2 separate regions of the Mus musculus genome follow, and region 2 is linked to region 1. A link is a loop called in an ENCODE intact Hi-C map of the cell type or tissue named here. Cell type or tissue: gastrocnemius. All regions are shown on one strand. Links, peaks and the distances in the headings refer to the core of each region. The heading gives the core; the rest is flanking DNA.

Evidence for each region. Hi-C counts contacts between places; a loop is a spot of excess contacts. Peaks named below come from ENCODE experiments on the same cell type or tissue, not always from the same donor. Only the 100,000 strongest peaks of a DNase experiment are listed, where the experiment ranks them.
Region 2: it touches region 1 in a loop (2.7-fold over the local background); 2 of 42 quality-filtered maps call a loop at or near these places.

The regions. Positions count from the first base shown.
Region 1 is chr10:45,287,325-45,291,717 of GRCm38, forward strand. Popdc3 (popeye domain containing 3) reads left to right here and starts at 1,981. Exons shown (of 4, transcript NM_024286.1): 1 at 1,981-2,251. It overlaps Gm15934 (predicted gene 15934), which reads right to left and starts at 2,092. Exons shown (of 2, transcript NR_155869.1): 1 at 1,899-2,092; 2 at 1-309. In gastrocnemius, for the core only: no CTCF peak of the experiment used is centred there; DNase peaks (open chromatin) are centred at 2,051 and 2,340; H3K4me3 peaks cover 3,081 bases; H3K27ac peaks cover 2,991 bases.
Region 2 is chr10:45,215,257-45,219,649 of GRCm38, forward strand. No RefSeq gene overlaps it. Among named protein-coding and RNA genes, the nearest start is that of Gm26016, 51 kb to the right of the region's middle. In gastrocnemius, for the core only: no CTCF peak of the experiment used is centred there; no DNase peak of the experiment used is centred there; H3K4me3 peaks cover 323 bases; H3K27ac peaks cover 2,413 bases.

The DNA of each region.
Region 1 (4,393 bases), core at 107-4,106:
TAACTTTATTGCTTCTAAGCTTTCAAACTTAACATTATGAATATAATCCCAGCAATTTCAAACACAGGACGCTCATACAATCGAGCACAAATCCAGAATGCATCTGACATAAACTTTCATGGCTTTCTTACTTCTCTAGCCTTCTTTCTTTTCTCCAGATAAATTTGAACACTGGAGCAAATTCCAAAGTGGTGAGTGGGAACAAAGGCCGGGAAGTCAAATGGTTTCCAGCCGTCCATGGTACAGAAACTGGGATGCTTGGCCTTTGTTCTTGTCATCTCTAGTCTTGGTTTCGTGGTCGTTCTGAGGCTTAAAACGGATTCCGATTACTCAATAAATAATGTTTGTCATGGGGACCAAAAAGATGGCCCAGATTGGCCCAGATGGCCAAGCTTGATGATCCACGTTGGATCCGCAGAACCCATGAAAAGGTGGAATAAGAGGAACCTCTTACACAAAGTTGTCCTCTGTCCTCCAGTCCCCTCTGCACAGCAGACACATAAACAGTGATAATACATGTTTTTAAAACTAGAAAAATGAGCTGAGTGTGATGTACACTCCTTGAATCCCAGCACTGGGGAGGCAGAGGCAGAGGCAGAGGCAGAGGCAGAGGCAGAGGCAGAGGCAGAGGCAGAGGCAGAGGCAGAGGCAGAGGCAGAGGCAGAGGCAGAGGCAGAGGCAGAGGCAGAGGCAGAGGCAGAGGCAGAGGCAGAGGCAGAGGCAGAGGCAGAGGCAGAGGCAGAGGCAGAGGCAGAGGCAGAGGCAGAGGCAGAGGCAGAGGCAGAGGCAGAGAGGCAGAGGCAGAGAGGCAGAGGCAGGTGGATCCCTTTGAGTTTGTGGCCAGTCTAAACCATATAGTGAGTTTCAGAACAGCCAGGGCTGTGTGGAGGGACCCAGTCTCAAAACAAGAAAGCAAGCAAACAAACAAACAAACAAAGTAACTACTAAATCAATCAAACAAACAAACAAATAAACAAATTAACTAACTAATAAAATAAATTACCTAATAAAACAAATAAAAAACACGAGAAAAAAAAATGTCCTTCTTGGAGTCATCTCTACCAGAATGGTTATATAAAATGAAAATCAGCAAAAAGGATGGCACTGAAATCTTTAAGTTGTGTGTCTCATTTTTCCTCCTTTGGTCAGGTCCAAAGGAAACTCAGAGTTAACTGCGGTGCTATTAGCATATCAAAGCACTGTCTCCACCTTGCAAGTACCTGCTAGCATCCTGGCTAGTCTCAGCTCTTCTCACCCCACCCTCCACCCTAAACTTCTTTACCCCTGCTTTCCTTCGCCCAGCTGCGTGTTCCTACAGGATCCTGACATTTTGGTCGTTCCTTCTCTTGGCTTTTAGCTCTCCGCGATCTTTATCTACGTCTTCTCTGTCTTCTCTTCTTCTCTTCCTCACCCCCACCCCATGTGCCACCTTCGCATGGCCTGGTTCAGTCTGTGGCTCATATTCAGTGTTCTACAAACTCTCCCTGTTCTAGACTCTTTCAGATGCCTCGGGCTATACTCCCGCTAGTATCTACAGTAAAAACCTCCTCAAACACGACTTGGAAAGGTCATGCCCGTATTTATTCACAGTTACCACGTAGTTTGGTCTACTGAAGAAAATAAAAACCTCATAGAGGCAAAAATGCATGTGACACTTGCTTTAAATTGCCCCTCCCCCCCTTTTTCCTATTATTTGAACTTATGTGGCATTTGTGTTTTGTCTTTTATGATCTATGTCCTTTATCTTTTTTTTCCCCCTTTAACCAACCTATTTACTCACAAATAAACACTGCCCCTTTTCTGCCCAGTACACATATATATCCCACACCTCTCTGGTGATTTTTCTTGTCTGTGGCCGGGTGAGAAGGCAGATAGTTGCTTCCCGTGCTGGTGCTCACCTCCATCACTCTCCACCAAGGGTAGCCCAGGGTCTGGGCCGAAGACTGGTTACCATGAGTCTTTACCAACTTAGAGCCTCGCGAGTTCCGCACCCTGCTGGCACCCGCTGGCTGCCCGCCTGCCTCGGAGCGCGCGCCCGAGCCCGTCCCCGCCGCTGGGAGCGGCTCTGATCGGCTGCGCCCTGCTTGAGCGGGCGCGGGAGGACGCGTCCGGGATCCCGGCGGGTGCGGGCGGGCAGCGGGGCGAGAGCGGTTCGGACCGTGGGTTTTCGAGTCACCAGAGCCGCCTGCCACTGCTCACTCGGCTGGAAAGTTCTACGGGCTCCATCGGGAGCGTCGTGAAGGCCGGGAAGGTAAGCTGAGAGCCGCGCGGGAGTGGCAGCCCAGCAACTTCGCAGGGCTGCCCGGACCGGGAACGGGGAAAGGCTCAGACCCCCGTTGCGCGTCCCCTCTGTGCGCGCCCTGGAGCCCGGTGCGCGCCGCGTGGCTTGCAGCTCCCCTAGGGATCGCGGGAGAGCGAGCGGTCCTCCCCCCAACGAAGCTGCCAGACCAGTGCTCCAGAACCTTCGCGGCGCCCTAGGCACCTGGTGCCCCAAGGAAAATATTTCGAGAGGAAAAGCAGATCCTGGGGCCCTGGCAGGTGTGCGTTTCACCATGGGCGAGTCATGCCCTGTAACACTTTCCTTTCCAAGACTAAGACCCCAACTGGGGTCTGTGCAGTTAGGGCGTGTGGTAGGTGCTGGGGTCAAAGGGCAGCTAGACTCTGACCTGCTTTCTGTACTTGGAGATCCCCTTGCCAGAGAAAGAACGACATTTATACACCCCACATGTCATCTCATCATCAAGATTGGTTTTAGCGGTTTAGTTTTGAGAGTCTGTATTGTAGGAAAGGATCAAAGACAGTGTCAAAATGCAGTACAAAGATCGAGGGGGAGAAATTTCAGCCAGGTAACATCTGGGGAAAGTGAAAAAGAAAAAAAGAAAAAGAAAAAAATACTAAAAGGATAAACATTTAATAAATTAATGGAAAGTAGGTTTAGAATCCCACTTTTAAAAGAAAATTGAATCAAAAATAACAAAATTACCCACCCTCCTGATGTTTCTGTTTCAATTTGCACGCTTGCAAAAGTGCAATTAAACTTAGTGACAGCCTTGGAAAAAGTATTATTGGTGCCTGTTGTTGTTGCCTTTTGTGACTATTTTGTTTCCCTGCTCATTTTTTAATTCTAAAATCTATTGCACGAAATATTTATTCTAAGCTAGTACAGTAATTAGGTGTTGTCCTTCATGGTAGAAAACAACAGCAACAGAGCTATAGACACAAACAAAAAAAATGGACCTCAGTTTCCCCATTTGCAAAAATAAAGGGATTAATTGGTTCCAGTTTCCAAATAACCCGAGGTTCTTCTGTCCTGGAAAATCTGTGTGTGGTCTTCAATAGTTTGAGATACTAAGCCAAACTGAAATCTAAAGCATTCTCTGTTGTCAAAACTTTATGGTTAAACAGGAGGCATTCAATAGTTAAGCTTATTAATCCAATTAGTTTTTCAAAATAGCTGAATCATTGTGTAGCCTGTGCTTGAGAATGCTTTCGTTCGTTCTATGCTGTTGATGTCACAGGAAGCCAAGATCCCAGAGTACAATCTTCAAGGCTCACGTGGACAGCTACAGCCCCTCTGTCTGCTCTTTCTGACCAGGAGAATCTGGAAGCATTCGCTATGATGTGTAACAAAGCAGATTTCAAAACTGCTTTGGAAAATGTCTATGATGGATATGCAAACCTGTTGAGGGTTTTTTTTTTTTTTTTTGTAATTATACTGTTCAGCTAGGGTTATGAGTGATACAGAGTTTGATTGAATTTACCTGTGGAAAAGAGGAACATATTAAATTACTAATTACATTTTTTAAAGGAAAGAGGGAAAAATCCTCCTTTATCTAAGTATAGAAATTGGGTAAAATATGTTAATGGAAAAATTATTATTGGTATTAACTAAAATAAATAACTAGAACTTGATGGATTAAATCACCTGGAGTACAACCATGGAGAGTCCTCCTCCAGCCCAGGGAGTCCTCCTCCAGCCAGGAGATGGGTTAAATCACCTACAGTATAACCATGGGGAGGCCTCCTCCAGCCCAGGGAGTCCTCCTCCAGCCCAGGGAGTCCTCCTCCAGCCAGGAGATGGGTTAAATCTCCTGCAGTATAACTGTGGAGAGTCCTCCTCCAGCCCAGGGAGTCCTTCTCCAGCCCAGGGACTCCTTCTCCAGCCTAGGGACTCCCCCTCCAGCCAGGAGGATCCAGGGCTAATTCACACAGATCTACAGTGACTTGTTACTTTGTGTTCTTTAACAGAAATAACCCCCTGAGGCTGTCACACTGAGATTGGCCAGGATAGGACTATCAAGGAAAGGGGTGTGGAATACTGTCAGGAGAGAACCAGCAACTTCCTGAGCTTATAGGGGAGTCTCTGGGACCTGAGAGCAGATACTCTCTAATA
Region 2 (4,393 bases), core at 234-4,233, 72 kb before region 1:
CGTTCTAATGCAAAAATCAATAAACTTGATGGAAGGAAAATGATTATCAGTTTGAAAAGGATATACAGCAAAAGTCTGTCAACTGAAGTATTCATCAAAAAATCCAACTTTTTATCATAAGGGATATAATATTTTTGTTGGCTCTTGTCCAAATAATTGCTTTGTGTAAGACCTGCCTAGAATTATCAATTCCTGAACCATATGCCAGTATGGAGTGATGACCTTTTTTGGACTGATAGAGAGATGTATTCATTCTAGTGGTTTCTCCACTCGGAGCAACCCTGTGGGGATGTTGAAAGAAGGTGTTACTATTTATGGAGAAACAGCATAGGTATTTAAGATATGCTGAAGTTGAGCTTCCCTAAGTGCATTTGCCACCAGCCGTCATGTTCTATGTGTAGGCTCAGTACATTCTCTAGGGGATGCAGGATCAGTATTCCTCTTAAGAATATCAATTAGGGCTGGAGAGATGGCTCAGCAGTTAAGAGGACTGGCTGATCTTCTAAAGGTCCTGAATTTAATTCCCAGCAAGCACTTGGTGGCTCACAACCATCTATACTGGGATCCAATGCAGGTGTACATGCAGATAGAATACTAGCATACATAAAATAAATTAATCTTGGGGCTGGTAAGATGGCTCAGTAGTTAAGAGCACTGACTGCTCTTCCAGAGGTCCTGAGTTCAATTCCAAGCAACCACATGGTGGCTCACAACCATCTGTAATGGGATCCAATGCCCTCTTCTGGTTTGCCCTAAGACAGTGAAAGTGTGCTCACATACACCAAATAAATAAATCTTGAAAAAAAAATTGGAGGGCTGGAGAGATGATGGCTCAGCAGTTAAGAGCACTGACTGCTCTTCCAAAAGTTCTGAGTTCAATTCTCAGCAACCACATGGTGACTCACAACCATCTGTAATGGGATCCAATGCCTTCTTCTGATGTGTCTGAAGATAGCAGCAGTGTGTTCATGTATGTAAAATAAATAACTAAATTAAAAAAAATAAAAACAAAGGTTGCAGTTGTGGTGTGGGAAATTCTAACCTATGTCTAGCCCAATCTAAATGTTTTAGCCATTTTTGAAAACCATTTCAAGTTCTTAAGGTGTCCTTCCTAGCTTCCACCCTATAAAGACTTTATAAACTTTCCTAAATATAAAATTGGAGTAATATGATGATTTTTATGGGCCTGTAATCAATCCATGAGTTAATCTATTTTTTTAACTTCAGCAGACAAACCTTCCAGAAATCTGTTATTTTCAGCAGGAAGCAGAGCAGCATCCATATAATGTATAACAAAAGCATCAAGAAACATCAGTTTCTTTTTAAAGCAATAGCAACAAATTTTTGACATAGTTGAAGCACCTTCTGCCCTTGAAGGGCCACATCCATAGATAGCCCCTTGAGTATACGAAGGTCTAATATCAGCACAGAGGTAGATGTAGTCATTAATCTCTCCTTTCTTTCAAAAGGGATAGAAGGTAGTCCGGCAGGGAGCATTAGCATTCTCATATGCCAGTTGCTTGACAATAAGACCTCTCCTTCCTGTCCACTGACCATTCGGTGACTGACTGGGAAACAAAATCTTGATATGACTCATCGAGCCTCTGGCTAATTTTAGAAAGTTCCTCTGCCTTCCTCCAGGTTCTGGTAACTTACACGGTGCTTGCAGTGCCAAAGCACTAAGCCTCAGAGGACATGAAATCGCCTGTTGAGCATTGCTATCCATGTCTTCTCCTGACATCTTAAAAGTTATAGGCACATTAGTTTGCTCCTTTCTAATAGCTTCGTCTTGACATCTCTCGTCCTCCACAGTAAATATTCACCCACTAAGACAAGCTTTTGCTATGATCTTCCAGTCAGAGGGAACAGAGACAGACTCAAGGTTATACAATCTATAGGGAGCAGTTAACCCATATTGAGAGTAGGCCTACCTAAGATCTCTAAGAGTCTTAAATGAAATGGGTATATAATGTTTAACTCGCTGTTCTGCATTATTAGGATTGCATATTTCAATCTCTGGGGAAAAAAGAGAATCCCTCAAGGTCCTCTCCCATCTGCAGGGCTTGATACTGAGCCTCTTGCATCAGAGACCTATATGATGGTTTAAAAGGAACTGACTGTCTCATTGAGTTCACACATTAGTGAAGGTAGGGGTGATGTGGGTGTTTCCGTGTTATCAGGAGCTGCACTTGATAGATCCGGGTTAGGAGGGGAGGGAGTTGGAGCAGGAGGTAAAGAGGCAAAGTCACCAAAAGGAGAACGACAACCAGGTTGAACTTCAGGTTCTAATTTTTCTTCTATTCTCGGTGTTAGTTGGCTTTTTCCTAGTCACCTGCCACGCGCTCTGGTCGAGTCAGCTTGACAAGCCGAGAGGCTTGGAAGCTACTCACTGAGGCAGAAGAGTTTCACAGAAACTCATTCCTGGAGTCTGGCGTTCTCTCTAACCCATACATTAATTTTCCATTCCTGTGTTAGTCTAGTGTATAAATCCACGTGCTCTCTCTTAGTATTATCCTATTATAAGTGCCTTTTAAGATTGAATTGTGACATAGCTAAAGCCAGTGTTCCAACAGTCCTAGAATGTCCTTGAGCAAGACCTTGGGCTTGGAATTCAGTACTGCCCCTGGTATTACACTATCACTTTGAATAAAAGTTAGGTCACTGCCCTTCACAGGAATCTACCATCACCAAGGAAGAAAGAAGTTTCTGACCGTAGGAGAGACCAGAATAGATACTTAGAACTATAGCTGAGTTACACCCATATACAGGAATTTACAATGGTTTAGGAAGTAGATTGGGCTGTGGTTTTAGAGTACTGCATTATTCATGTGATGGTTAGCTAGAACGGAACTCCCTAGTTAGAACCATGACTTGGGTGTGAAAGCCCTTGCCCTAGGAGTGAAAAGATCTCACACCTGGCTTCTAAGACTATAGCTGACCTTAGATAGGGCTGACTTTGTCTCAGTTATTTTATTGCCCAGTTCCTACCAGTCTTTGCGTTTTCATTCCTCTGTTCTGTGTAAGAGTCATTAAGCATCCGATTACCTCTTTGTACCTTGCTGGTGTGTCACCCAACTTCCTTATTGTCTTCTGCATAAAAAGTCCGATGCTTGATTTGACAAATTACATTCAGATCCTACACAACCTCTCCTGTGTGCATCTATCTGTCAATTCATCCGACGCTTTGCCCACCCGCGACTAGAGACCCGTTCCACGCAGACAAAGGGGCCCAGAGGGTCTGCGGCAGTCACCCTCATCTCTCATTTAATTGTCACTTCTATCAGCTACTGTTTTTATTTCTTTCCAGAGCTGAAAAGCATTGCTAGGAATTTCCTCTGGTTCTCTTGTATCTAATCTCCCTGAGCTGCTCATTGGTCCTACTGGGATCAAGTTCTGGAATCCAGAGATCCCTCCTCAGAGACAGAAGCCTGAAGTTTGCTGATGAACTCCACGAATTTCATCAACTGATGGTGTCCTGATTTAACTTTTCCAGCAACAAAGCCAGGCGTGATGGTGCATGCCTTTAATCCCAGCATTCGGGAGGCAGAGGCAGGCGGATTTCTGAGTTCGAGGCCAGCCTGGTCTACAAAGTGAGTTCCAGGACAGCCAGGGCTATACAGAGAAACCCTGTCTCAAAGAAAATAAAAACAAAAAAACAAAAAACCAACCAACCAACAAACAAACAAAAACTTTTCCAGCAACAAAATTCACAGAACTGCAAACAAGTGTCGTTCCTTTGACCTTGCCTGACCCGTTTGTACCTGCAATGCCTTCTGCCTTGTTACACTTGTGTGTACACCACGACCAGGAGGTCTTCACCTTAAGTATTTGTTATTCTTAAATTTCTGTATTTCAGATCCCCGTTCTAGAGTCACTTGTAAACACCAGTGTTTACTTACCAACCAGGGTCTCCTGATATCATGAGTGGGAATGAAAACCAGACCAGATTGGAGGGGTCTCAGTAAGGCTGAAGCTAAGAAAAGTTTATTTCAAGCAATCAGACTTTTTATACACTTATTGAAAACAGAATATAATGGTGGTTGTCAGGAGATGATGACAGTTGCAAGCAAAATAAGGTAGAGAAGATTCATGTCTAACTCTGTTTGTTGTGCCAAACTTGTAGATGTTTCACTGACTTCTAAGGAAACAGAGACACACAGGTGGTCTGAATGCTTCGCTGCCCGAGGGAGTGCCTCAGTTTCTCAGGAACCAAAAGGCAATGTCCCCGGAGCCCTGAACTCTAACATCAAAAATCTATGATGCATGCTTCACAGGGCAGTGAGACCAGGCCAACTCTGATTCACTGCCACAAAAATTATTTGCAGATGCTGCTAAGAGCCGGGCGTGGTGGCACACGCCTTTAATCCCAGCACTTGGGAGGCAGAGTCAGGCG